Regions from separate parts of the Homo sapiens genome. Here region 1 is linked to region 2. A link is an interaction called in ENCODE POLR2A ChIA-PET data of the cell type or tissue named here. Cell type or tissue: A673. All regions are shown on one strand. Each heading gives the region's core, and the rest is flanking DNA. Links, peaks and the distances in the headings are about the cores only. Region 1 has its middle 51 kb from the start of LINC02832. Region 2 overlaps ASIC4 (acid sensing ion channel subunit family member 4).

Evidence for each region. Peaks named below come from ENCODE experiments on the same cell type or tissue, not always from the same donor. Only the 100,000 strongest peaks of a DNase experiment are listed, where the experiment ranks them.
Region 1: POLR2A ChIA-PET joins it to region 2 with 13 read pairs; 2 of 35 experiments call an interaction of 5 or more read pairs at or near these places.

Annotation. Positions count from the first base shown.
Region 1 is chr2:219,671,151-219,687,193 of GRCh38, forward strand. It overlaps the pseudogene DNAJB6P3. Among named protein-coding and RNA genes, the nearest start is that of LINC02832, 51 kb to the right of the region's middle. RefSeq lists enhancers at 1,435-1,935, 12,861-14,060, 13,197-13,760, 13,537-13,831. In A673, for the core only: no CTCF peak of the experiment used is centred there; no DNase peak of the experiment used is centred there.
Region 2 is chr2:219,518,699-219,532,296 of GRCh38, forward strand. ASIC4 (acid sensing ion channel subunit family member 4) reads left to right here. Exons shown (of 10, transcript NM_018674.6): 2 at 13,060-13,204; 3 at 13,303-13,430. Among named protein-coding and RNA genes, the nearest start is that of ASIC4-AS1, 8.4 kb to the left of the region's middle. RefSeq lists enhancers at 4,212-4,712, 4,713-5,213, 13,545-13,598. In A673, for the core only: CTCF peaks have their summits at 2,773 (motif pointing left) and 4,835 (motif pointing right); DNase peaks (open chromatin) are centred at 2,743, 3,573 and 4,153; H3K4me3 peaks cover 370 bases; H3K27ac peaks cover 882 bases.

The sequences.
Region 1 (16,043 bases), core at 4,980-12,979, 160 kb after region 2:
AACAGAAGGGGTGAACAGCTTCCTTATACCTCTTTTATAAGGCCACTAATCCCACCCATGAGAGCTTAATCACCCCCTAAACAGGCCCCATGTCTTAACACATCACATCGTTGATTAGCTTTCAACCTATGAATTTTGCAAGGACACATTCAGGCTATAGTGGGGGGCATTGAGCCTCAGGATTTCAAAGATCATCAAATCCATCCCTCCTTGTTTCGAGAGTGAAAACACAGAGGCCAGAACACAGGTGTCCTGCCAGCTGCAACCCCACCCCACTCAGTGAGTCTAGACACGTTCCACGTTAGCGTTCTCTTGAGTAGCATGGAGAAAAATTAGTGATTGATAAAGTGCTCTGGTCTGTGGGACTAATGAAAGACAATGATTTATGTGTCACTCTTCCTAGATGATATTTGCATTTTAAAGGAGGGCTTCAATACCTTCGGCTCAAAGGAATGAGCTAAGGCAAGGATTTTCAGGCAACTGAATCAGAATGAGAGATTCCTCTCCTATCTTCCCCTCATATGTTTCATATCAAACAAACGAGTATGCATATATCAAGGTATCTACTGAGTGTTGTGGAGAAAGAACTGCCATGGATTGCAAGATTCTAATTCTTGTCCTGCTCTCATTTAAAACAACTTGAATATGATTCACCCATGTAATCCAAAACCACTTGTACCCCTAATGCTACTGAAATACAATTTTTAAAAAACCAATTTGATATTCAAGCAGGATGTATACACTTGAAAACCTTAAAATTATTCCTTTGAAAAGGTCTGCCACCCAAGGACCCACATGTGACCCGGGTATCTGATGTGGTTTTGCTGTGTCCGCACCCAAATCTCATCTCGAATTGTAATCCCCACTTGTCAGGGGGAGGTACTTGATCAGGGAGGTGATTGGATCATGGGGGCAGATTTTCCCCATGCTGTTCTCGTGATAGTGAGTAAGTTCTTATGAGATTTGATGGTTTAAAAGTGTGGCACTTCCCCGCTTGCTCTGTCTCTCCTGCCGCCTTGTGAAAAAGGTGCCTGCTTCCCCTTTGCCTTCCTCCATGATTGTAAGTTTTCTGGGGCCTCCCTAGCCAGGCGGAACTGTGAGTCAATTAAACCTCTTTTCTTTATAAATTACCCAGTTTCAGGTAGTTTTTTATAGCAGTGTGGGAATGGACTAATACAAAATCCAAGTTGATCTTCAGGAAGCTAGGCACAGGGATATTTGCCCTGGATTTCTTCTCTCTCAGGGAAGTTGTGAGCAAGATATAGGCTCATGAAAGTGCAAATGCTCTGTAAATTGGGATCTGAGATGGGGGTTCTGATTTTCATCAGCTGGGATGGAGTGCTGCTTTTGCCAACAGCAATGTCTCTGCCGCCCAGTGGCCACCTTGGCTGGCTTACTCAGTCTCCAGTCTGCCCCTAAATTTTGGCGGCCTGGAGTGCAACATGACCCCAGGGGAGGAGGGGTGCCTAAGGGATTCATGGTGGCCATGCAGGTCAGTTCCTCCCCACTAGCGCCCAGACCATGGGTCCTCTGGGAAAGCACCTGAAGCCCCCCCACTCTCACTGGCCCAAGAAAAATGACAGGTTTTGTCTTTCTGCCTCTCTTCCATGCTTCTCTTTTATCTGATTCCTCTGATCTCTATTCTCCAGTACTGTATGTCTATTCTCCCATTCTGCCTTATCATTTGCTGGTCTTTAAAAATTTATATAAGGTCCTCATTAGAATTTAAAAATGTTTCTGCTGGGTGTGGTGGCACACACCTGTAATCCCAGCACTTTGGGAGGCAGAGGTGGGTGAATTGCTTGAGCCCAGGAGTTCGAGACCAGCCTGGGCAACATGGCAAAACCAAAAAATACAAAAATTACCTGGGCATGGTGGCATGCACATATAGTATAGTCCTAGCTATGCAGGAGGCTGAGGTGGGAGGATCACTTGAGCCTGGGTAGTAAAGGCTGCAGTGAGCTGAGATCATGCCTCTGCATTCCAGCCTGGGCAATAAAGTAAGACCCTGTCTAGGAGAAAAAAAAAAATTAAACATTTTTTCTTCATGTAGATTCCGTACATTTCTTATTAGGTGTATCTGTATGTAGCCTTTTTGTTTGTTTTTACTTTTTTGAATTGCTACCTTTTTTTTTTGAGACAGTGTCTTGCTTTGTTGCCCAGGCTGGAGTGCAGTGGTGCGATCTTTGCTCACTGCATCCTCCACCTCCTGTGTTCAAGCGATTCTCGTGCCTCAGCTTTTCGAGTAGCTGGGATTACAGGTGTCTGCCACCACGCCCAGCTAATTTTTGTATTTTTAGTAGAGACAGGGTTTTGTCATGTTGGCCAGGCTGGTCTTGAACTCCTGACCTCAGGTGATCCGCCCACCTCAGCCTCCCAAAGTGCTGGGATTACAGGTGTGAGCCACAGCTCCCAGCTGATTGCGGCTTTTTAAATGGGATTTTTTTCTTTCATTTTATTTTCCAATCAGTTGTGTGTATGTAGCAAGCTATTGACTCTCATACATACATTTTTATAGCTAGCCATCTTATCGAATTATCCTATTGATTTTAACAGTTTTGTTTTTGTTTTTGTTTTAACTCTATTCTCTTTGGTTTTCCAGGTGTAGAGTCAAAACTAGTTGCAAATAATTATAATATTATCTTCTCTGTTATGTTTATGACTTTTATTCTCCCATGGCAATGGTGAGTTTCAGTGCTGAACATGGACATTTCCTGTCTTCTTGGGTTTTCCATTTGGTTTCTTCTGAGAATTCTGCTTCTCTGATTTTGTTTATGATTTGGGATATTGAACCTGAGTTCTGACCTGGGCTCTCACTGGTTCTGGGGAGTGAAGGTCAGGGGCTCAGAGGATCCTTAGAATTGGGGGTCCACAAGGCTGGTGGACTGTTTAATCCTCTCCTCCACGTCCACAACTCATATCCCTGTCCCATCGTCCCTCCTCCTTCCTGGTGCTTCCTCCAGCTTGACTTGTAGTCTTGGGAGCTTAGCAAGTTGATTTTAGGGAAAGGAAAACCAAGAAAGGAATGGTTACAAAACTCTAGGATTATTTCAATGGATGGATTTTATAATTAGAGAAATACACTGTGGATGTATTTCTAAGTATATTTTTGCATTAAAAAATACAACTCAAGCACTATTAGGTGCCATGAACAGAAATCAAACTCAAGCCAGCTTACATTTGGAAAAGGCAAATTCATTGACTCCTATCACCAAGCTGCAGGAAGCCTGGGTTGTTGCTTAACTTACTCTCATCCCTGCTTCCTTTGAGGACTGACTTAACTCTCAGGCTGGCCAGTACCCTAAAGTTGGTACCACGGTGTGGGCAGCTCTGGGGCTGCCATCTTAATTCTAAGCACCTGAATTGCTTATCTCATTTAATCCATGACATGAACCTATGAGGTGGGTCTTGTTATCCCCATTTTACAGATGAAGAAATGGAGCCTCAGTGAGGACCCTTCCCAAGTTCACAAAGCTGGTAAAGAACTTTGGGATCTGGAGTCAACTCTGATTGAAGAGCTTGGGCTTTTAGCCCTGTGCATTCTCCTGCCCCTCCTCTTGAGAGCAGAGAGAAAAGAGCTCTTCCCACTCACTCCAGTTGGGCTGGAATGGGCTCAGATTGGCCTGGTCGTTTGCCTATCCCTGGGCCAATTACTGATGTCAAAGGGATCAGTCTCTAGGATTAGCCCAGCCAGGGCTATAGAGAACCAAATGGAAGTAGAGCTCTTTCCCAAATGAAGCGGGGGTGTTGTTCTGGGAAGGCGAAATAATAAATGGCCCCTACAACTCCCAAGCCCAAACCCTCCACTCTAGGTAGACCAGCTATTTCAATGCTCTGGGAACAAGTCAGGCACATTCCTGCCTCCCCATCTTTGTGCCTGTCATTCCTTCTCTCCGAAATGCCCTTTTCTCCTACATCCTGGGTCGAATGTCCCTTCTTTTTGTGTGTCATACCTTTCTTTAGGTAGCATCAAGCTTCCTCCTTTCTCCTGAGTTTTGGGGAGTAGCTCTACAGATTTTTCCCACTATTTGATTGATGAAAAGGTAGTTTTATTTTCCAAAGGTAAAAAAGGAACAGCTTCCTCTACTGACTTTTCTATGATCTTGCTCTCCCCTTCGAACTTTCCAGCTGATGGAACTTTGCTGGGAAAAAAAAGCAGCTCAAGGTGCCTGTGCCAAGATATTAGCATATACTGCCCCAGGCAAAGACACCGCTGGCATGCTCCATCTGTTTTTGCCAAGTTCTGTTATGTAAGTGACAGCTGAGGGTATCTTTTAAGAAGCGTAGTGTTTGTGAATGATGTGTCTTAATAGAGGAACAATGAGACACACTGGCATGCACAGCGTGCTTTGTGGGAGCAGGTTTTTTGCTGGAGGGTAATTTGGAGGGGAAAAGATGTTCAGGAGGAATAGCAGTTAAGGTGGGGTGGTGGGTAATAGTGACAAGAGGGTTCTTTTCATTTGTGAAGGGCTGCCTGTGGGCTGAGCCTCCTCTGGGCATCTCTCTTGGGGCAGGGCAAACACACTCTTGAGAATCAACTGTGAGGAGTTTGCTGGAGTCCCCAGCACCTGCTCTTCTCCCACCCAAGTTAGAGACCAGTCCATGTTTAGCCCCCTGGGGACTCTAGATATTATCTCTAAGCTTGGAAGCAAGGAATTCACTTGGCCAGTGTGGTGGTTGTAAAACATAGCTCCTAGATTCTTTGGCACTTTTCCTATCTGGGATGGAGTCTATGACCTTTCCTCTTGATTCTGCTTTGGCCAATAGAGTATGGTGGAAGGGCTAAGACTGAAAAGGCCATGTGGCTTCCCCTTGGTGCTCTGATAGTGTTTGCTTTCTAGAGACCCCTTCTCAGAAAGCCTTCTCTCTAACTCAACTGCCATGTTGTGAAAAGCCGAATCCACGTGGAGAGGCCATGTATAGGTGTTCTGGCTAGTCCTTAGGCCATCCCAGCCCAGGCACTAGACCTGTGAGTGCAGAAGCCACCTTGGAAGCCCCAGACATCGTGGAGAAGAGAAGAACCATCCCCACTGTACCTGAATCCCCACAGGAATTAGGAACAAAATAAAATGGTGGTTGTTTTCTGTCACAAAGTCTTGGGGATACAACAAAGATGACGGAAACAGTCAGAGTCTCTTGATGTCAGCTATAACCGAGGGTCCCAGAACCCCCTTCAGCTTTCTAGTGCCAGAGAGTCAGGAGTTGTGTGATGTTCTGGGTAGAGTGGGGTTCTTTGCAGGGAACTGGGATCCCGGGACATCTGATATTATTTCGTAAGGGCTTCTAATGCATATAAAAACGATGCCATCTTGTCCAGGAGCGTTTTCCCAGCTTGGAGTCTGCTTCGCTTCCCATGACATTTGGGCACTCTGCCGTACCCTATCAGCCTTGATGGAAAATTCCAATGGACCTTTTTCTCTACAGATGTATTTATTCTCTAAGAAGCAAGTTCCAGCACCCCATGCACAGGGTTTGCCAACCATCTGGAAGGTTTGATCTCAATACCTTTCTTCCTCCTGCCATATTGTTTATCTCCTGGTCACTGAGTGTGATACTGAGTTTACGGAAGCTTGAGGGATTTCTGCCAGCCAGGGAATCAATAAGTAGTGGTTGAGTGATTATGCTTTCTAAAGGCTTGTGGAGGAAAGGAAGAACTATATGACTCAGTCCATTCTCTCAAGAGCCACAAACATGTAAAGTAAAATAGTACAAAGATTATAATATTTCCAGCATTTATATAGCACTCTTATCTAAGAGAGTGGGTAGCAGGTACTCTTCATTTTCTGTGTGTGTCTGTCTGTTGGAGTTTAGGGACCTCTTTTTTTTTTTTGAGACAGAGTCTCACTTTGTCGCCCAGGCTGGAGTGCAGTGGTGTGATCTTGGCTTTCTGCAACCTCTGCCTCCTGGGTTCAAGCAATTCTCTGCCTCAGCTTCCTGAGTAGCTGGGATTACAGGCGCCTGCTCCCATGCCCGGCTATTTTTTTAATATTTTTAGTAGAGACGGGGTTTCACCATCTTGGCCAGGCTGGTATTGAACTCCTGACCTTGTGATCCGCCTGCCTTGGCCTCCCAAAGTGCTGGGATTACAGGCGTGAGCCACCGAGCCTGGCCAGGGACCTCTTTTTATAATACATAAGATTATAAAGGAAGCTGATCATATTGTAATATGGCTGTCCAAACACTAAAAAACCAAACAAAATCAAATTTGTGAATGTAGTAACAGTTTATCTTTTGTATTAGCCCATTAAATAATAAAACCTAGCAATAGTTTTATAATCACCCTAATATTGAAGTAGTTATGAGTATAAACTATATATTTTAGACACTGCAACAACTGTAGTGTGACATGAAATATCTGTGGTTCTGTTGGTGACAAAGTCACAGGTATGTTAATACCTCCATGTGAGTGCCTACATTCTAATTGAGAGAAATGCTAAATTTTAATTAGAGGTTAATGCAGGCAGAAAGGGGTCCATGGTTTGTAATAAATTTAAAAACAATGAAAAAATTGAAGTTGGTCTTGCCGTCTTTTATTTTTTATTTTTTTGAGACAGAGTCTCACTTTGTCACCTAGGCTGGAGTGCAATGGTGCAATCTCGGCTCGCTGCAACCTCAGCCTCTCAGGCTTAAGTGACCTTCCCACCTCAGCCTTCCGAGTAGCTGGAACTACAGGCACATGCGACCATGCCTAGCTAATTTTTGTAATTTTTGTAGAGACAGGGTTTCACCATGTTGCCCAGGCTGGTTTCAAACTCCTGGGCTCAAGTGATCCTTCTGCTTAGCCTTTGAAAGTGCTGGGATTACAGGTGTGATCCACCACATCTGGCCAGTCTTGATTTTATTATCACTATGTACCATTGGCTTTCAAGATTGTCAGTGGCCAGGCGCAGGGGCTTATGCCTGTAATTCCAGCACTTTGGGAGATGGAGGCTGGCGGATCACCTGAGGTTGGGAGTTCGAGACCAGCCTGACCATCATGGAGAAACCCCGTCTGCACTAAAAATACAAAATTAGCTGGGTGTGGTGGCGCATGCCTGTAATCCCAGCTACTTAGGAGGCTGAGACAGGAGAATCACTTGAACCCAGGAGGCGGAGATTCAACAAGATCGGGCAACAAGAGTGAAACTCCACAAAAAAAAAAAAAAAAAAAAAAAACAACAAAAAAGATTGTCAGTGACAAAATACATCCCTGCAGGGGGCCAAAGGTTCCCATTGCTTGTCTTCCTCACCCCCATATGCCACTGAATAGAGATGTAATTCTGGTATCGTTGTTTCCCCATCTAAGTTCAAAGACACCTAAATCCTATCCATGGACTCCAGGTTACAAACTCTTGTTGTATGGTGTGTCATGGTATGGGGGGTGGGCTTTAGAATCAGACAGGTCTGAGTTTGAGCCAGCTGTGTTATTCATTAGTTATATGACCTTGAGAAAATTGCTTAACCTCTCTGAGAATCGGTTTCCTTCTCTGGATAACAGGGTATAATAATGGTGCCCTTCCCATCATTGTTGGGAGGATTCCCTGAGATTCTAAAGTGAATGACATGGTGAGCACTGTGTTCGGCCCTTGGAGAGGGCTCCATCAATGGTGGTGGAGCTGACCGTCATTGTAATGGTTGATCTTCCCATTGGCGCTGTGCAAAGGTACTATTGCCTTGGTTTATCAGCTGAGAAAACCAGTCTTCAAGTCTGCCGAGGTGTTCTGATGGGGCAGGAGATGCCTGCTGTCCTGCTGTCACCCAACTGCCAAAGAGAACCTGATTTGCTCTTTCTCTCCACCATCCTGCCCTCCTGCCATGGTGGGCACCAAGTTGCAGACTCCAGGACCAGCTACCAGGAGCCCTGCTCGGGCCAGAACTGACCTAGGATAGGAAGGGTTTCCCTGGATCAGTGGGAGCATGTAGGTAGGTTCTACTGCCCAGCGGGAAGGCTATGCTGGCATTCCAAAGCCCTGCCCTAACCCTCCCCTCATATGAAGTTCCTTGACTTTGGAGATCACTCCCTCTTAGAACCCTTAAAGCCCTCCTGGCTGTGCCACTCATCTGGCACTTGATGTACATGCGGATGTGGTCATTTTTCTTACGCCAGCTGCTCTCCTCAGTTAGATCATAAATGGATTGAGGGCAGGGAATGGCAAGATAATTCCTGTGGATGGAAGGAATTCTGTCTTCCTCCCTCTCTAGCTGAAAGCCTTGGACATAATAAGTGCTTAGTGAATGCTTATTGAATGAATAAAGAAAATCAATGGTGAAAGGATGAATCACAGAATCATGGCTCCTGGGTGCACTTCTTAGAGCTGGTTTTGTACTTTGCTGCCCGGGTCCCGGGCCTGTCTGTGTTGTCATATATCACTGAGCCTCACAGGATGTTTGCAAACACCTTGGGAAGTGGGCAGGGCAGCTAGTGAGGCTCAGAGCCAGAATGCCACTCCAGAGGCCTGACTCCAGGGAAGGTGTCTTTTCCACTTTACCTGGATGCCTTTGTCCCTTAGGGCTGCTATAACAAAATACCATAGACTTGGTAGCTTATAAACAACAGGAATTGATTTCTCACTGTTCTGAAGGCTGGGAAGTCCAAGAACAAGGCAGATTTGTATCTGGTGAGGACTCACCTTCTGGATCATAGATGGTGCCTTCTCGCTGTGTCCTCACATGGTACAAGGGGTGGAGGAGCTCTCTGGAGCCTCTTTCATGAGGGTACTAGTTCCATTCAAGAAGGCTCTGCCCTCATGACCTAATCACCTTCCAAAGGCCCCACCTTGTAAAACCATCACACTGGGGATTAGGTTTCAACACAGGAATTTTGAGAGACACAAGGATTCAGACCACAGCACCAGAATGCGGCTGAGAGCTTAAAGTCTCGGCAAGCACTGGCCCTGTACCCAGAGGTTAAGATTTAATTGTCTGAGTGGGGTCCCTAAAACTTGCCAGGTGGTTGTATCCCACCACCCCTGACTGAGAACCACTGCCCTACTCCAACATGGAGGTGGACCAGGCAGCATGGGGGCTTTCATGGGCATGAGTCCCAGCTCTCCTACCCACTATCTGTGTGATCCTGTAAGTGACTTGACCTCTTTGAGCCTCAGTTTCCTCATCTGTAAAATGGGGACAATGATAGCGCCCAGCCTCTAGGTAGGTTGAGGAAATTGAATGAGACAATGTGTGAACTGCTCTTAACATGTCATAAGTACTCAACAAATGGTAACTGCCATTATTATTATTATTATTATTATTATTATTATTATTATTATTCTGTTGACATGCATGAGTGAAGGTGGAGGAGAGCCTCTGGCCATAAAGCTGTCCCTGTCTTGTGTTTCATGTAGGTCTGGACCCAACATCCCAGCACACATGAGCACCTTGTGCCCAGGAGAGGGCTGCTTGGCTGTCTCCAGCCCCTGTACCCAGCAGGCCATGGAAGTTTGAAACTGTAACAAATCATTTATTATCCAGGAAGGAGGGATGTAAAGGGAGAGACTTCTGCATTTAAAGCATTTTTACTTTATTAAGAGTCTTTCTGATGTAAAATATGCTCACACAGTCACTTTCCACGGCAACTACATTACCATTATTTTCAGCACTCTGAGGAGAAAATGAGATTAGGTGTGGGGAAGCGGCTGGAGTAGGGTGAGCATTCGAGGGCTGGATTTAAATCCAATTCTGCAGGTTGAGTCTGTGTTAATGCAATATTATAGGATTTGGAGGCAAGGGCCTCTGTGGCTTAATCCAAGGTTCTCCAACATCTGGGTCATTGGCAATGTCACTGCTGCTTTTATTCTAACTATATCGAGAGAATAGTCAGGGTGAGAGCTAATTCTGAATTCCCACAATTGGTTGCCTTTAAGGCACCAAATAGGCACTCCTGCCAGCAGAGCTTTCTTGATCACAAGAGACCTGAAATAGAAATGGTTTAACCCTTTCTGGATGATTAGACAAGGCAGGGGAGTCCACATCCCCAGTATCTTTCCACTCCTTTCAGATGAATTTCAAACAGGAGAGCTTAGAGATCAAAGAAGGATGCACATTTAATTACCCCACTGCAGCCACAATCTGCTCAAACTGCCAGGAGGCCCCATGAACATGAGCAAGTAGCAGCGCCACAGTCACCAGGCATAGATTTATCAAAGTCTCATGTGCTGGGCTCTCTGAAGGGTGTAGTGATTGAGAACTCAGCCCCTTCCCAGAGGGAGCTCAGATTTTAGTAAGCAAAAAACTGTAATAAAAGATACAACTGTGACCAGGGCCTTGAGCAAGCAGGGCAGTGACTATTCTTAGGCTGACCTAATAGCCGTTCCCTATCTCCTTCTTATTTTCCTTGTCTACTCTAGGGGACTTAAATCCTCATTTCCTGCCCTCTGTTGCAACTAGTCAGTGATGATGTGGTTTGGGGTCATGAATTTTAAGTGGAAGTCTGCTAGTGGGTTCCAGGAAAACTTCTGTTCTCCGGATTAAAAAGGAGGAAGCAACTGGTCCTCCTACTTCTCCTTTATTCTTGCCTGGAAAGCAAATATGATGCCTGGATGTGTGGCAGCCATCTTGCAACCGTGAGGCTGAGAAACGGGTTCACCAATAACCAGTCACAAGAGAGGACCCCCAGTGCTTGGAGGACGGCAAAGACTATCACTATGCCAACCACCATGACTAGGATTCTGAACACTTCTGCCCATTGCATTGCGGGCTGTAGTTTTACCAATTGCCTGAGTCCCGTGAGATAGAACAGACTCACATGCAACAAGTTACAGGAAATGGATTTATTACTCAGCAATAGTCAGCAAGGGACAAAGAAGACTGGGAGCCACTGTGAGCCAGTCCCCTAAGGAGTGTGAATGTGTTCAAGAAAGCTGCCCAGGGTGGATGGAGTTTCCACTGCTTGTGCCCTACTTTCATGGCAGCTGAGGGCCCCTAAAAGATAGCTCATTTCCAGTTAAAAGCCTCAGGGGCTCCATGACTCACCGAGCAAAGCTCGGAAGGACATCCTACTTCCAGGGAAGAGAGGAACAAAGTGTGGGCTGTCCTGAACAGTTCCCTCTAACTCAAGATCTTACATTCCCCAGGAGAAACAGGAAAAGAGCCAAGCTCTTTCAGGCAGTCCTATCTCAGGATGTTGCATTCCAGCACATTCTAAAGTTATCCTGAGAACTACATGCAGAAAGGAAGGGGCTAGGAACTGGGTCTTCCAAGTCCATCTGGGGACTGTACCAGATAAAGGCCACTGTGGAGATGCTGTCCCTGATATTGTCAGGCCCCCAAAGCAAAGTTGGCAGCTGCCTTCCATGAGACGACCTCTTATGTGAGGAAAAGAAATCCCTATTTATCTAAGCTTCTGTAGTTTTGTGTGCCCTGAGGCTCAATGTAATCCTGATACAGACACGGAAAAGTACAGATTAAGTGTCAGGGGGCTGTCCAGGTGGGACAGGGGAGTTGGCACAGGAGAGGTAAGGAAAGACTTCATGGGGGAGGTCGTGGCATTTGAGTGGAGACTTAAAAGACTTCAGGGTTAAATATGTAGAGATGGGAGGAGAGTAAGCCATGGCGTGGGCAGAGGCTGATGTGGGAAGCAAGAACCGCTGGGGAAAAGAGGTGAGCAGGTTGCAGAAATGAAACCCAAGCCTGAGTGAACAACAAATACTCGTGTGATTGGGAAGCCCAAGGCTGGACTCACTTCAGACATGTTTGTATCCAAGAACATACATTTTATCGTTGGGAGTTTGTTGCCTTTTCAGCTCTTCTTTCTGCCTTTGTCCTTGAAGAGCTGCCTTTGAGCAGCAGATAGGATGACCAGTAGTCGTGTCAGACCCACATTCTTCCAGCTTAGGAACGTGTGTGGAACGAGAAGGTTGGACTTCTTTTTTGTTTGTTTTTAATGCATCAAACGCATTCACATTTATTTTCGTTTTTTAAAGCAAATAATAAAGACCCAGTTTACTGGCTTTACTTTTTTAAACCTAAGCTTAACATGACATACATAAACAATTGTCAAAACGAAGTCATCAGCATTCATGCACAATTGAAAAACATCCTTAATGTGTATTAAATCAGAAAGTATTACCATTAAAGCATGAATATCTTTCACTACTAAATACCGAATAAAATCGAAATGATTTCTGTAAGAGATTCATCCTGGCAATGTTAATGTCATAGCAGGCTGATACTACTTGACTCACATTTCAGACACAACGGAAAAGCAGGTCCATGCTGGTATCAGTGTATGATCTTGTCCTACCACTAAAGAGTCAAGGCTCACCTTGGAGTAAGTTTAATAAAAAAGCAAAGTGCAAACAGAGATTTACAACAATTTTAAAGACCAAAAAAAAATGGTCTCTGTTATGGTTTGGCTCTGTGTCCCCACCGAAATCTCATCTTTTAGCTCCCATAATTCCCACATGTTGTGGGAGGGACCTGCTGGGAGATGATTGAATCATGAGGGCAGGTCTTTCCTGTGCTGTTCTTGTGATAGTGAATGGAACTCATGAGATCTGATGGTTTTAAAAACAGGGGTCTCCCTGCACAAGCTCTCTCTCTCTTTGCCTACCTTCCATGTAAGATGTGACTTGCTCCTCCTTGACTTCCACCATGATTGTGAGGCTTCCTCAGCCACATGGAACTGTAAGTCCAATTAAACCTCTTTTTTTTCTTTCTTTTGTAAATTGCCCAGTCTCAGGTAAGTCTTTATCAGTAGCATGAAAACGGACTAATACAGTCTCAAATAAACTCAAAAGTCTATGACAAATAGGGGCTCTGATGAGCTGTTTTTAAATACTTTAGATTAGGTGCAACTATACTGAAAGGCAAGTTTGTTTGAAATCGTCAAAAAATTGTTCCTGTTAATCTTCAAATGGTGCTTGTTGTAGTTGAACATTTCTGTTAAATGTGTGCATTGAATTGCTTGTTATCCAAGCTCAGCTGCTGCCTGCCCCTCACCATGTATTGTTAAAGACTTTATTTAACTGGCCATCATTTAACTGGCTGTCATCTTCAACTTCTACTCTTTCTTGACAATTCTCTTTGTTGTGGTTTTTCTGCTGTTAACCATTTTAGTAGAAGTTGATATCAATTTGAAGTTGCCCATCCCACTACCACCAAATGACATGGAAGAGAATGAAGTGAGGCCCCTGTGACCTAGTGACCTGATTGAAATAAATCCTGTATCAAAAGAAGAAAATCCACTTCCAAAAGATGGAAATCCAGTGAAGGCAGAGAAAAATGACCACATCCCTCGGCCTCTGCTTCCTCGGGGATCCCCTCCAATTCCCAAAAAAGTCCTCAAATGAATCTTCAAAGGAGTTGAATGAAAATGGGTCCCTTCCACCAAATAGTTCCCTGAAGACATCACCTGGGTTATGGAATGTGAAGCCAAGCTCACACGGACTGACAAAATGACTTCTATCTCCTACCTCCCTCATTTAATACTTCTTGGCTGTAATTGTCACTTTTTTTTTTTTGCTGTGGATGTCTTTTTTTTTAAAAAAAGCATCTGGTAGCACCTCATATGGCTCAGTCACTTGTTTGAATTTTCTCTCTGCTTCTTTCCTCTCAGGGTATTTTTTTTTTCTGGGTGCCAATTCAGGGCCAGTTTCCAATATGCCTTTTTAATGTCCTCAGGTGAGGCATGTCTCTGCATGCCTGGAACTTCTTGGTAATCCACCCTGTTTTAGCAGATTGCTGGAAAGAGGAGGCAGGGAGACAGCCCAGGTCTCCTCTGGGCTCCCGCACACTGTGCTGGTGGTGGCGGTGGCAGCCCCTTGTGCTCTCCTTTCTCTTTCGCCTCTTATCCATGTATCTGGCCTTGACAAGATCACCATTGGCCTGGGTTGGCTGATTCCCGATCAATTCACCACAGACAGAGAGATCTGGGGACCTCTGAATCACAAGTGTGGGCAGGGTCTCCACCTGAAACGTCACCAAGTGTTTGATAGCCTCAAGGGGCCACAAAGAGTGAGGGTGAGTTCCCCAAAGGGTCAGGAGAAGACAGTGGGTAAAGCATCCTGGGTAGACTAAACCACAGTCTTCTATAAGCAGGTAATTTAGGTGCAGCTGAGACAGACAGGTAGTCAGGGCTCGCCGGAGCGGCTCGGATCCACCTACGCACTGGGAGGAGGGTGGAGCCACGGAAGCTCGCACTATTTGCAGTGGGGAGGAGCTTGGCCTCTCCTGTTCTGGGTTGGTACCCTGGGGATTCAATCTGTGAGGCAGGAAGCCAGCTAGTAGGACTTTCACTTTGTTGGGAGTTCCTATTTCCTTTTTTTCCTCTTTGCCCAATAAATTCAATTTTTCTCACCCTTCAAAGTGCCTGTGAGCCTAATCTCTCCTGGCTATGTGACAAGGACCCCGTTTTTAGCTGAACTAAGGAGAAAGTCCTACAACATAACTAGATGAGGTTACGGCAGGCACTAAATCTGCCCCGAGTGCTTGACTCAGCCTCACTTGATCCGCTGCAACAGCCTCCCCTCTGGACTGAGATGGTGAGCATCAGCCAAGGCAGGACTCGGCACACGGTGCAGTCAGCAGCCTCTCCAGGGACATGCCAAGGTTTCCAGGAGGCCAGTCTTTGCTGGAAATTTCTCAGTGACCACTTTTCCCCCTTTCTTTCTTTCTTTTCTTTCTTTCTTTTTTTTTTTTTTTTTTTGAGGTGGAGTCTCACTCTGTTGCCCAGGCTGGAATGCAGTGGCGTGATCTCGGCTCACTGCAACCTCCACCTCCCTGGTTCGAGCAATTCCCCTGCCTCAGCCTCCGGAGTAGCTGGGATTACAGGCGCACGCCACCACGCACAGCTAATTTTTTTTTTTTTTTTTTTGTATTTTTAGTAGAGACAGGGTTTTGCCACGTTGGCCAGACTGGTCTCAAACTCCTGACCTCAGGCTAACTGCCTGCCTCGGCCTCCCAAAGTGCTGGGATTACAGGCGTGAGCCACCGTGCCTGGCCTTCCCCCTTTCTTTACCTGCCTTCCTGTTGGATGGATACATGGCTATTTTCTTACTGTTAGAGACACATTCTCTCTCTCTCTCTCTCTCTCTCTCTCTCTCTCTCTGTCCATCTCTCCTCTCCCTTTGTCTCTCTCATTAAAGCAAATAACATAGCAGGAGGAATGGGAAAAGTAGCAAATCCCAGGCTAGTCTCATCATTTCTGGGCTGAAATGGAACCACTTGTGGTGTGTGGAATCGTGGCATCCGGCATGCCACATTCCCTGCTCCCTGTTGTCCTGCCCTGTCTGTCTGCTACAATCACCTGGAGCCCCTCCCTCAACCAAGACATCAACAACAGAAACAAAACTGCTTCCTCTGACCAGCAGGAAATTTCCAGGTGAACACACTCTGGCTTAAGTAATTAGGCAAAGAATGTGGCTTTGTGCAGTTGTGGAGAGACTCAACTTGCTCTTAGAGTCTTTGTTTCTGTTCAGTCCCTGGAGTGCCCCTGCTTTCACTGCTGTCCTTTGCCACTAGACCGGGCAGAAATCCGCCTTTTTCCTGCATTCCTTCCACTGTTGTTGATTCAGCTCATTTTACATACCAAGGCACCTTTCCTGATTCCATTCTTTGGCCAAAGACTCCCTCAGAACTTTAAGAACTTTAAGCCACCAAATGCAGCAGGCACTTTTTTTTTTTTTTTTGAGATGGAGTCTCGCTCTGTTGTCCTGGCTCACTGCAACCTCCACCTCCTGGGTTCAAGTAATTCTTCTGCCTCAGCCTCCCAAGTAGCTGGGGCTATAGGCGAGCGCCACCACACCCGGCTAATTTTTGTATTTTTAGTAGAGATAGGGTTTCACCATATTGGCCAGGCTGGTCTCGAACTCCTGACCTCGTGATCCGCCTGCCTTGGCCTCCCAAAGTGCTGGGATTACAGGCGTGAGCCACGGCGCCTGGCCAGCAGGCACCTCTTATGCTTGCTTTGAAAATATACTTATGAGGTTAGTGCCCATCTTCCTGTCTTATGATTCGAATCCTTTCCTTCTTTCTTCCCTAATTCCTGTTCTTTTTCTCTCATGACCCCTGGCTACCCATTAGCCTTTGGAAAAATTCTATTATGTTTGCCTGTTTGTTTTTTTCTT
Region 2 (13,598 bases), core at 316-8,315:
TCTCAGCCTGCCCTCTTACTAAAAGGCAGAAATCACTCTTTCTCCCTAGGCTTCATTTCTTGAGCTGTAAAATGCAAGGGTGGCTCTAAAATTCAGCATCTCCTCTCACCTGGGGACCACCAGGATTCGAACCTCGGCTCTACGCATTAAGCTGTGTGGCCGTGGGGAAGCCAAAAAGCTTCTGTGAGCATCGGTTTGTGTATTCTTTTTTTTGTTTGTTTTTTTGAGACAGAGTCTCGTTGTTGCCCAGGCTGGAGTGCAGCGGCGCGATCTCGGCTCACTACAGGCTCCGCCCCCCGGGGTTCATGCCATTCTCTTGCCTCAGCCTCCTGAGTAGCTGGGACTACAGGTGCCCGCCACCTCGCCCGGCTAATTTTTTGTAATTTTAGTACAGATGGGGTTTCACTGTGTTAGCCAGGATGGTCTCGATCTCCTGACCTCGTGATCCGCCCGCCTTGGCCTCCCAAAGTGCTGGGTGTATTCTTTAAATAGGATATTAGAACCTAAAAATTGGGGGTTGTTGTGAGGATTAAAGAGATGCTCCTAAAGAGCTTAGCACACTACCTGGCACACACATCGTATACTCTGTGTAAGCGTCAGCTGTTATAAATGCCGCCACCCCAACTGCTGGCTATCTTTAACCTGACTGTTGTCAGCACCACCTACTGGTTTCCGACCCATGTGCTGGCATCTTCATTACTCTCCATTACCTAGTCATCGCCCCGCTTTTGACCCTCTGGCCCACACCCTCCTCTGCCCTGTACTAGCATTTCCATTCTATCCAGCCCTCCAAAATATGCATGCACGTGTGCATAGGTGCAGGAGTGCGCACACACTGTCTAGATCAGTGCTGCCAATAGAACATTCTGTGGTGATGGACACGCTCTGCACCTGTGCTTGTCCAACTTGGTAGTCACTAGCCACATGTGGCTGTTGAGCACTTGAAATGCGATTAGTGCGACAGAGAAAATGAATTTTACATTCAAATAGCCATACGTGGCTATAGGCTGCCGTGTTGGACAGCGCAGCTCTGGATGGCCCTAGGAATGAGATTGTCTGGGTAGGGCAGGGCTGGGATTACAACTGGGACCACAGGATATAAAGGGTAGCTGCGGGCTGTGACTGGAAGTCGGGCCATCTACTCTGTGGGCTGTGATCTCAGGTGGAGCTGAGGATAGGGCCTGTGTCTGGGGGCTGGGGGCTGGGGGCAGTGGGGTGTCTGGAGACACCACGTGAGCAAAGGTGCTTTCTTCCCAGGTGCAGGACATGACCTTGGTCTTTTCCACGCTACTGTCTGGAAAATTGAGGCTGGGGGAGGCGAAGAAACCCTGAGGAGGCATGGGTAGGAGCCAGCCCCACTCCTCAGGGTCCTCAAGGGTCCAGGCAGCCCCGGGGGGCCAGGAGCCTGGGGCCCTGTGGGCGCCTCACTATCTCCATCCCCTATGGGCTCTCCGGTCTCCCTCCCCCTCCCGACCCTCCTTCTCCACATGCTGGTGACTGCCATGACTATTAATCACTCGCCCTGTTCTCTTCCTCTCTACTAATCAGGCACAATTAGACAAGGCCTCTTCCAGCTGGGCAGTCCCTCCCCTGCCCTCCTCTCTCCTCTCCCTGCCCCACCCAGCCGCCAGCCAGGACAGCTCTGAGGCACAGAAAGCATGCAAGCCCTCTCTCTCTCTGGCTGTCCCAGGACCCAGTTTCGGGCTCCTTAGCACCCACTCCTTCTGTCCCAGCGACCTCCTTAGCTCCTTCTCTTCCCAGTGTGTGGTCAGGCCACTACTGACAGTCTCTGCCCTCCACCCCCTACACTTGGCCCTGGGAGGAGCTACTCCACACTCCATCCCAACTCTACATCTTTGCCACTGGGTTGGAGGTTCCAAGGGCTGCCCCTTGCCCCGTTGGCTGTGGAAGGGAGAGGGTGCCCACTGAGGTGGGTTCAAGCCTCTTATCTACCGCACAGGCTTGCCTCTGACTCCCCCTGCCTGTCCAGCCCTCTGTTCCCTGTGGTCCCAGCTTCTCCTGAGGCATGAGCCTTAAGCACATTTAGTTCAACATCTGGTTCAGGGCTGATCCTGCCCTCAGGAGCCAGGCAGGTCAGGTTGGGGTGGGGGGATACAGTAGGGAAGGGTGGGGTCTGAGGAGAACTGAAGACCACTTAGTCTTGAAGGACGCAGCTGCTTCTCAGCCCTAGCTAACTGTTGCCCTGTGTGAGGAGCCCAGCATGGCTGGGTCTTCCAGTCTGTCAAAAGCAGCTCCAAATCGTGATTATTTTAATAGAACAGTAACTGATTTAAAAAATACTGAGGGCTGCCAACCCCTCAGATTGCAGAACCAGGTGCACCCACCCTCCCCACCTTCCACCCCACACCAGCTGCGGCTCAGACCCTCCTGGAGGGGTGCTGTCAGCCTGCCTGCTTGGGCAGTGGAGTGGGTGGAGGGGATGTAAGTGGTGTGGCCTGGCAGGGAAGGGCAGTGACTGTTACTGTCTCAGAGGGCTGGTCTTCAAGGGCAGTGGGAGGGCCATGAGGGACATGCCCCACCCAGCCCCACTCAGCAGCCCCGTGGCCTCTTCATTAATCAGGAATCAGCCCCGAGCTGGGCTCATTATCAGCTCAGCTTCTCAGACACTGCCGGAAGATGCTGATTAGCGTTTGAAGAAATGGCCCCACGTCCTGTCCCCCTCTGATCCTCCCTCTGTCTCCCCTGCCCGCACTCCTTCCTGGACCCCCACCCCTGCCCTTCTGCTTCTTGGGAGGAATCTGCTCCCTCTTGTGGCTGGCGGCAGGGCTGCCTCTGCTAGGTCCAGGCAGGGGGCAGGAAGGATCAGGAATGGAGAGGCAGGGGCACCCAGGAAGCACTACAGGGAGCATTGGAATGCCAAGACCCAAGCTACTCAGTCCCCGAGTCGTCAGTGGGTCCCATGGGCAGGCAGGAGGGAGTGAAGGGGGTGGAGCCTGAGGTGGTCCAGGAGAGATGGACAGCCACCCTGCAGGAGGGGACAGAGGCCGGCCTCAGGCTGCCTCTGAGTTATAAGTTATAAGTATTCCTGAGTTATAAGTATTCCTTGCCCTTCCAGGCTGGCCCTGCAGCCCACCTCCTTTGAGCAGCTGGGAAGAGGAGGTGGGAACGGCCAGCACTGGGGGCAGGAGGCCCGAGGGGAGAAGATCTGCCACGTTTGTTTGTTTTTTAATTTTTTTGCAAATCATGGTGGAAACTTAGGGTCTTCAGAAGGATGAGTGAGGATGGGAAGGCAGGAGGAGGACAGAGGGGCAGAGATCCTGAGAGTGGAGATGGGAAGGTTCAGTGGTGTGTTTTCTAGGAAGAGGTGGGCAGGGGTCTGCACTTCTTCCCCTGGCTCCTAGGCTGGGGCTGGCAGCGCTGGAAATCCAACCCACCCCTCAAATGCTCACCATGCCCTTGGGACACCCGTGGGTGTTGGGTTGGAGGGGGAGCAGTTCCAGAGAGATAGGCACGGGCTGCAGCAGCCGAGGCGGCAGCAAGAGTTCAGAGAGGAGCCACGGGATGATTAAGGGGAAATGGAGGATTGATTTAGGAGGAAAGATTAAAGGAGCTAAATCCGTGGCGCTTGGCTCAGCGGTGACTAAGCGTGGACAGGATAATAGCTTACAAATGTGTGGAAGGTGTAAATACCAAACGGGGGGAGGGGAGGCGGCTCGGCGGGCCCGGAGGGTGGGGTGGGGGCTGGGCAGGTCCCCGGGGAGGGCTGGGAACCCCTGGGCGACTGCCCGGTGGGGTCGGCCCCTCCCCAGTGGGGGCTCACGGGGGAAGGAAACGGGACGTTGGGGAGCCCCAGGTTCCCAGTAGGGGTTCCGTTTCTGGTCGCAGCCTCCCGGGCCTCGTGCTGATCATGTCTCACTCCCGCCTGGCTGGGGATCTGAGGTCGCGGGTTCAAATCCCACCCGAGCACCCAAGTCCCTCAGTGCCCCCGGCCCCGGGCCTTTTGGCCGCTTCAGGCCCGCCAGCCAGGCCCAGCTCCGCATCCATCTCCTCGGGACCCCCGCCCCCGTCGCCCCCTCCCCGGCCGCCGCGGGGGCGGGCGGCGGTGTTTCCCTCCGCGGTGGAAGCCTCTGGCGCTGCTGTGTGCGGAGGTCACTTTGCCGAGGAGCCGGGAGCCGGGGGAATGCAAATGAGGCAGACCCAGGGAGGAGAGCGGAGGAGCCCGCAGGAGATGGGAGGGAGGGCGCTCGGGAGCCGTGATGGATGCCTGGCCCGCGGGAGGGAGCGGAGGGCGGCGAGGCGCGCGAGCCGGTGGGTGCGGCCCTCTGGGTGCGGGTGGGCCAGGCCTGGGCGGCCAGGCTGTGTGTGCGGGAGAGGGCGGGGGGCCAGGGATCCTGGCAGGCGCACACCCACCCACCCACCGTCCCCGCCGCCTCTTTCTGTCTTGTCTCCTGAACTCCCGCCTGGCTGTGGGAGTGTGCTCCACTGTATAAGCAAAACTCTTGACGAGGAACTTTGCATCGAGGGGCGGGAATGTCAGGGAAGGACTTACTTACCAATTCACCAATTAAAAACTGACTTTCTAGGGTGTAAGGCCTAAGCGGTCGCTGCCTGGGGAATGGTTTTGACCGTTTACCTGGGTCCCGGAGGCCTTCATCCTCCCGTTCTCCTCTCCCGTGGAAGCGCGGCGCCCGCCGGGGACCACAGCCTTCTTCCACGGCCCCCAGCCCTCCCTGGCTCCTAGGGCTCCCCTGTCCCTTCCACCACAGCTCACACATTTACATTTGAACAAACACCTCAGCCATTGCCTCCTAGATCCACTGTAGGGAGGAAGTGGCCCTGAAAAGCTCATGGGTGGCGGTGGAGGTGGGGGGTCCCTGTATGCACGTGTAGAACTAAGCCTGCTGAGGGCGCTGTGTCTTCCTCTTTCTTGAGTGTGGCATTGTCTGATGCCCCTCCTGGGTGAGCCAGGTGGCTTGTTTAGAGAAGTTTTTCCTGACCCTGCAAGCCAAATTGAGCTCCTGTTCCACCGTGGTGACCTTGGCTAGGTCACCCCATCACTACAAGGATCACAACTAGTAACAATTTATCCATTTGTGTGACTGGTGGATTTGTGAACATGCCTGGTGCAGTTCAAAGTGTTTATGTTGTAAGTGCCCCATAAGCACTTTTTTTTTTTTTTGAGACAGGGTCACGCTCTGTTGCCCAGGCTGGAGTGCAGTGGTGCCATCACGGTGGCTCCCTGCAGCCTCAACCTCCCAGACTCAAGAGATCCTCCCACCTCAGCCTCCTGAGTAGCTGGGACTACATGTGTGAGCCACCATGCCTGGCTAATTTATTATTATTTGTAGAGACGAGGTCTCGCTATGTTGCCTAGATTGGTCTCAAATTCTTGGGCTCAATCGATCCTCCTACCTTGGCCTCCTAAAGTGCCGGGATTACAAGTGTGAGCCACCGTGCCTAGCCCATAAGTACTTTGAATGAATGAATGTCTCTGCAGCCAGACAGCAAGCTCCTTGAGGGCAGAGGCTGTCTGTTTTGTTCTCTGTTGCATGTCCAGCACCAAGCACACAGTGCCTGACACTGTTGAGCACAGGCTCAATGAATAGTGTTGGACAAAGTAAGTGTTGTTTGAACATTCACCAGTTCTTGAGCGCCTACTATTTGTAGGTACTGTGTGCCAAGTGTATGTCACACAGTGGCTATGGGTGGACTCCAGGGCCAGACTGCCTGGTCCCCTGTCAGCTTCCTTATCCTCTCTGTACCTCCGTTACCCTGTCTGTAAAATGAAAACGATAGGACTACTGCCATATAGGAGTTTTGTGAGGGTTAAGGGGTTAATCTATATAAAGTGCTTAGAACTGTGCCTGGCACAGAGGTAAGCACTAAGTAAATATTAGTGGTTGCTATGATTTACGTACATTCTGTCTTTCCTCATAACACCTTTGAAGGGCGCCTGTTGTTACTGCCATTTTACAGATGAAAAATGGAGGATCAGAGAGGTTAATTGATTGAATCTGAATCCCACAGACTTAACTAAGGGCAAGGCCCAGATGTAAACTAGGTTGGGCTTTCCATCTGGTAGGAGAGCCATATCTCAGAGCCTGGGGGTTTCGCTGTGACAGAGCTCCATCCTCTAAGCCGCTCCCAAATTGCAGAGAGAGCCTGCAAGGTGCTTGATGCCCTGTGAGGTTGCGCCCAGTGGGGATCCAAGATCAAAATGGCTGCACTGTCCTGGCAGGAAGCTCCATTCCCCAAAGGGCCTCACCCCTCCCTTGAGCACCTGCCAGGAATCACTGAATTGATCTCTAATCCTCTCATGTAACTTTAGGAGGAGGAATTACCATTCCCCTTTTACAGATGAGCAAACCGAGGCTCAGAGAGGTTTAATCACACATCTGAGGTTGTTTGTCCAAAGTTGGTGGGAGAGGCTGGATTTGAACCCTGTTCTGTCAGCCTACAAAATATATGCCCCTTTCCCCATGTTATGAGCCTCCTGTGTATCCATTTCCAGCACCACATAGTGATCAATCTCTGCCCTAGCTTGGTTCATGCTGGTCTCTACAAAACCTTTATTACTGGTGCACGTATATGACTGCACTTTGCAAATGCCTTTCACATACTTCCTCTCTTTTGAGATGTACAACTAATCTGTGAAATAAGCAGGGATTTCTGTCTCTACTTGACACATGAAGAAACTGAGGCCCAGAGAAGTTGATAAATCACTTTACTAACCTAAGTCACACAGGCTATCTGTGATGGAGCTGGAGCTGAAACCAGGGCCTGCTGACTCCCAGGGAGGTGATGTTGGCCCGTGAACCTGGGGTCCACTTCTGAATCTGCACCTGTTTTCTGCATGCCCTTGGATCTGAACCTTGCCGTCTCTAGGCTTGTTTCTGCCTTTGTACAATGAGTGATTGGACTGAGTGACCTCGAAGTTCTGAGCAGCGCAGACACCTCAGGCATTTTGGTTGGTGCCATCTTCCTTCCTCTGCACCTGGAAAGGATAGGGAAGGAAGAGGCTTTGAACCTGGATACTGGGCCACCCCTGAATAAAGCTAGGCCCTGGGAGCTGTTCCACCCCAGGGTGCTGGTCACAGTCCAGGGCAGATGAAGATGCACCCCATTCCACTGGCCCTCTCTGGACCTAGGGGCAGAAGAATTCATTCCAGGGGTACCTAAGAGAGAGGCATGGGGGTGGACCCCATCAAGGGGAGAGCTGATAGAATTTGGGGGAAGGGATACCATGGAAGAATGTCAGGGGAAGTGCCGGGACCAGAGGCAGGGTGCCCAGAAGGCAGTGGAGATAAAGCCCAGGCCGAAGATTAGCTCTGGGATTAGCCTGGCCTCAGCATCTCCTGGCTGCTTCTTATCTCCTGGAGGCCCAGGGCCCTCCCCCTGCCACAGCTCTGAGCCCTGGCCCCGCTAATTGCCTGTTAACCCTGTGGGCTCTGCGAGGGAGGGAGGATGCAAGCAAGCCAGCCAGGGAGAGAGCTTTCTGGAGAAACGGAAGCTGTGAATAGATAGAGTTCCGAGGGCTGAGAGAAGCCACTGCTCTCAGGAGGAGCAAGCTCTGGACAACTCTCTCCCAACCCCTCATCACTGTCTCAGGCAGACCCTGAGAGAGAGGGGCCAGGGAGAAGGAGGTGGAGGGCACCTGGAGAGGGGTTCCTGGCATGTTGGGTCAGGGTGGGGAGCCTCAGGCCCAGGGAAAAGTCTAGGAGGAAGACAAGAGGCTGAGACTCGACAGCCAGACTAAGGGATGGATAGAGAAGAAAGCAAATAGGATAGAGAGTGCAGTGGGCAAGGGACAAAAAGGTCAGGGGGCATCCAGGACAATGGGAGAGAAAGAGGCCAAGGGGATGGACAGGTCAACAGAGGGCAGGGGCAGAGAAACAGAGTCCAAGTGGATAACTGATCAGGGGCAGGGACAGACGGGTCAGGCGGATAGAGAAGGACTCGAGAGACAGACTGAGATCAGGAAACAGAGGCTAGCGAGGCAGACAGACCCAGGCTGGGGTTCAGGCCAACACTAAAGGGGAGGTGATCAGAGAAGGACAGGCAGGTGCTGGCCAGAAGGAAGGTGGGGGAGGGGACCTGAGTGTCAGTGTACAGCACAGACATAGTCCTGTCTAGGAGCTGTCAGCCAAGGCCGGGAGGGGCTTTGGGAGGACACATGCCCCAGCTAGGGCCAGGAGCGTGGACCTGGAGCTAAGGCAGAGAGAGAGGGAGGGCCAGACCAAAGGAGGACATGGGGGTCTGAGATGGGGACACGGCCCAGAGGCTGAGAGCTGGTGATCTGGAGATAGCCCCTCTGCCATCAGGACACTCCCTGGCCCACGACCTTCCCCTTTCCGTGACCGGACCCTGGACTCTCAACTCCTTTGCATACTGCCCCCTCTTCCTGGGCCAGTCCATGGGGAGGGAGCAGTGGACAACCTGTGGGACCTTGTGGCAGAGCTGCCGTGCCGTCTCCATGGAAGAAGCTGTGGGCTGTGCTGCCACCAGAGTTCTGCCACTTAGGAGCTGATGGCTCCACCCACCCCTGCCTGCCTGGCCCAGGGACTGTCTCCTGGGCAACGCTGTGCTCTGACCAGCAGTCAGGACTGACCCGGGCTGTGCAGGTGGCCTCCTCCTGCCAGTCTGGCCAGTCCGTTCCCTGCAGAGTATCCCTGAGACCCAGACAACTTCCACCCATCTCCCTTTGTCACCCCGACTCTGCACAGCCACCTTGAGGGTTTGTGTGCCAAGGAACCACCACCCTCGCCAGCTGGGCATTCGTTCTGCCCTGTGTAGGGTGGGCTCGGTTCCATGTAGCATGTGTCTGTGTGTGTCTGTTGGAGGTACCAGGTAGGGACGCTGCCCCAGCCCCTCCGAGAGTCAGGAGCCTCCAAGAGCCATTCATTCACTGAACACCCACCAGGTGTTCTATAAGCACCTACTGTGCTTTGACCTGGGGTTCAGTTCTGTTTGAATCTCGGCTGTCATTTATTTGCTGTGTGCCCTTAGCCAAGTCACTTTCCTTCTCTGAGCTTCAGGTACCTAATCATTAAATGGGGGCAAAAATACTTAGCTCATATGGGTTTCTTGGAGACTCAAAGGAGAAAATAGATCAAAAGCACCTATCACAGGACTTGGTACAAAGTCGGGATGTTTGATAGTGTTTGCTTTCCTTCCTCCCACCTCATACCTCCTTCTGCAAATCTCGCTGGGCTCTGGGGATGCCAAGAGGGAAACAGGACTCCTGGTCACATGGAGTTCATGGTCCCATGGGTGAGGCTGAGCTTCAGAGACACCACAACGGTGCCTGGCAGTCAGGGCTCCGCCGAGGTGGTGCTGAATGCTGAGGGACATGAGTGAGGAGCTCATAACGTGGGTACCCCACGTCGCCCATGCCTTCTTTAGCCTTTCAACTGGAGCATATACGCAAAACTGGCTGTGTCAGCAAGAGCTGATTCTAGCATCTTCTTGGTTTGAAATAGGAAGAGGTTGAGTACTTTCAGATTTCTACAAATACTAATATATGCCTCCCATCAGCATTTCCCACACCACCAGGACCCAGGAATTTTGTTTTTCTGTTTTTTTGAGACAGAGTCCTGCTCTGTCACCCAGGCTGGAGTGCAGTGGCGTGATCTCAGCTCACTGCAACCTCTGCCTCCTGGGTTCAAGCGATTCTCCTATCTCAGCCCCCTGAGTAGCTGGAACTACAGGAGCCCGCCACCACACCCAGCTTATTTTTGTATTTTTAGTAGAGACGGGAGTTTCACCATATTGGCCAGGCTGGTCTCAAACTCCTGACCTTGTGATCTGCCCTCCTCAGCCTCCCAAGTGTTAGTGTTGGGATTACATGCGTGAGTCCTGGGGTCTGGACTTTTTGTTGTTGTTGTTGTTGTTGTTTTTTGAGATGGAGTCTCACTCTGTTGCCCAGGCTGGAGTGCGGTGGTGTGATCTCAGCTCACTGCAACCTCCACCTCCTGAGTTGAAGCGATTCTCCTACCTCAGCCTCCTGAGTAGCTGGGATTACAGGTGCCCACCATGACACCCAGCTAATTTTTGTATTTTTAGTAGAGATGTGGTTTCACCATGTTGGTCAGGCTGGTCTTGAACTCCTGACCTCAAGTGTTCTGCCCTCCTTGGTCTCCCAAAGTGCTGGGATTACAGGTGTGAGCCACTGCACCTGGATGGGATAGAGGAATCTTGCACCAGGCCCATTTCAGAGTTCCTCCACCTCCAGTGACTTGCGATAAGAGCACAGGTCTAGAGTCGGGCTGTCTTGCTGGGTTCTCCTCCTTTACCTAGTGCCTTTCTACTCACAGTGTGGCCCATGGACTCTCAGCCTTGTCCAGCTCCCTCCCCACATCTGTTCTACCAGACTCTGCACTTTAAAAAGATCCCCCTGATTTGTGTGCACAATAGTGTTTAAGCCCTGGGCTTGAAAATCTTGGGAAACCAGTTGAATTCTCTGAGCCTCCATTTCTTTCTCTGTAGAATGGGGAGATAATAGTACCCACCTCACAGGGTAGTTGTGAGGATTCATCCAGATAGAACATGTGAAGCGTTTAGCACAGTGCATGGGGCATACTGAGTGCTCCTGAGCTGTCCATGACACCCACTCCTGCCCCACAGATGGATACATAGCAGGGAGGAGGGCAGGGGTGATACCTGTGGGGTCAAGGACTTGAATCTGGGAGCTGGTAAAGGTGTGTGGGGGATGTTGAGGGAAGGAGAGGACTTGGGGGACAGGAAAGGAATTGAAGAGAAGCCGATATGGAGAAGAAAGGGTGAGGAAGGTACAGAGGAACGATGCAGGAGGGAACGAGGAATGGGAGAAGAGAAAGGGACGGGACTGGGGCCCATTCCTGTCTCATCTACCTGGATGGGGCTGGGGCAGGAGCTGGATCCCGAGGTAGGCTAGGCTTGGAGTGGGGGGTGCCAGCAATGGTTTGCAGGAGCAGCTGGAGCCTCGCCCCTCGATGAGGTGCACCTCTCCTTCTTCCCAGCTGTGTGACTTTGGACGTCACTTCACTTCTCTGAGCTGTGATGTCCTCATCTGAAGTAGTTGGGATAACTACACCTAGCTGGTACTGAGGGGATGTGTGCAACGGTAGACGGCACTGTGTTCTGTAAACTCAGGGTGCTTTGTTTGTGGTGCACACGTTTTTGTTTCGGGAACGGGAGGCAGGGTGGTTGGGTGGTAGAAGAACTGTGGGAGAGGGGAGGATCAGGGCTGCGACTCCCAGAGCACTGCAGCAGGGTGGTCTACTTCTCAGGCATGGGGACTTCACCCTGCCCCCTAGGAGGTCTCAGGAGGACTCTCAGTTGGTTCGCTGCCCTCCACCCAGCCTCTCTCCCTTCTGCACTCCCCCTGTGTAGCCAGGCATTCAGGATCTCTTTTTCCTTCCACACCGCTTCCTGCCATTTCTTCCAGCTTTTACCAGTGGGAAATGTTCCCAAGGAGAGGGGAGGGGGAGCGGGAGAGAGTGATTGAGTGCGCCGACCCCTTGCCCTCAGGGAAGGTGCTGCCTGTGATGGGTTTGACCCAGGGGCTCGGCTCTGTTAGGGAAGCCTGGCAGGGGGGAACTAGAACCCGCCTCTCCCTCAGCCTGTTCTCCACCCCTGCCGCTGCGCAGCTCCTGGTGGCAGCTAAATCCCCAGCGGGAGCCTGGGCTTCCATCTCCGGGGCGCCAGCGCCATCTGCTGTCCATGCAGGAGAACTCTCCGCAGAGGAAAAGGGAGCCGGGCTTCTGTGCGGCAGAGACTGCTCATTCAAGTGTCCCTTGTGCCCTGCACTGGGCCAGAGGCTGGGGACACCAGACAGGCTCCTGCTCCTGTGCGGCATACATGCTCATTGAGGGAGATGGACAATGGACAGGAGACAAGTAGATGAACAAGATCATCTCAGGTCTTGATAAGTACCTTGAGCAAACCAACAGACATGTGGATGCATGGACGGTGACACTGAATGTGGCCGTGTGATGTAGGAGTGTGACATGCTGAGGCTTCAGTGATGGGCAGCTAGCCATACCATGAGTGTGTGTGCGGGGGCATTCCAGGAGAGGGGACAACAACAACAAAAGCCCGAGGAGAAAAGGAGTCCAGGTGTCTGAACTTGTCACAGACATGTGGGGGAGGTGGTGGGAGAGGCAGGCAAGGGCCACATCACATGGGCACTTTTGGGTTAGGGAAGGAGCATGACTTCATTATGTGGGAAATGGGAAGCTATTGTTGGGTAAGTCAGTTAGTGGTTTCATTGGATCTGAGCACTGTGGACTGGGCACCATGGCTTCCGGTAGGGAGGGGCAAGGGTGGACCAAGGTGGGAGAGCAGTTAGGAGGAGATGGCAAAATGAGGGTTGCTGGAGAAGGAAGGAAAGTGGATGGATTCTAAATGTATTTCAGAAGTGGGCTGGAGGCTGGATGTGGTGGCTCATGCTTGTAATCCCAGCACTTTGGGAAGCCAAAGCAGAAGGATTGCTTGGGCCCAAGAGTTCAAGACCAGCCTGGGCAACATAGAAAGACCCTGTCTCTACAAAAATAAAATAAAAAGTAAAAAAAAAAAAATTAGCTGGGCTTGGTGGCATATGCTTGTAATCCCAGCTGCTTGTCAGGCTGAAGCAGGAGGATGGCTTGAGTCTGGAAGGTTGAGGCTGCTGTGAGCCGAGATCGTGCCACTGCACACCAGCCTGGGCAACAGAGCAAGACCATATCTCAAAAAAAAAAGAAGAGAAAGAAGTGTCCCAGGACTAGCTGTTGGCTTGGATGCAGGAGTGATGGAAGGGGAGATTTCAGAAATTCCGACTTGAGAAACTGGGTGGATATAGTGGGGTGGTTTACTAGGGTGGAGGAAAACGGTGGGGGGAAGGCAGGGTTTGGGAAGGTGTTGATGTGCTGTTGGGTTGGAGATGCTTTCTAATCATCTAAGGGAGGCCATCAGTAGAAAAGTTGGCGCTGATTGGAGAGGCTGGGCTGTACATTGCTTGCTAGGATACGGGACTGGAGTGTCCAAGCAGATCTGGTGGCCCTCAGCAGGGAGCAGGGAACTTCGGAGTTGCCTTGGCCACTCCTTTCATCTCCCCTCCTGCTCTCTCACCCCACCTCCCAGGTCTATACTCGCTATGGGAAGTGTTACACCTTCAACGCGGACCCGCGGAGCTCGCTGCCCAGCCGGGCAGGGGGCATGGGCAGTGGCCTGGAGATCATGCTGGACATCCAGCAGGAGGAGTACCTGCCCATCTGGAGGGAGACAAGTACGCAGGCCGGAAAGGGACAAGGGCCACCTTGGGGACTGGGGCCTGGGCCCTCTGCCTGGGATGGGTTTCCAAAGGTCCCCATCTCTGCTGTGCAGATGAGACGTCGTTTGAGGCAGGTATTCGGGTGCAGATCCACAGCCAGGAGGAGCCGCCCTACATCCACCAGCTGGGGTTCGGGGTGTCCCCAGGCTTCCAGACCTTTGTGTCCTGCCAGGAACAGCGGGTGAGCATCTCCTGCTAGGCCCTGGATTGGGCACAGGGCTCGCCTTTGGGCTCAGAGGGGATGTGGAGCAAACCTGCCCTCTAGAAGCTCAGAGCCTGCCAGCTGTGTTGACTTTGCTGGGGCTGTGGGCACTGGAGGACTGGGTGGGATTCCTGAGCATGACCTCAT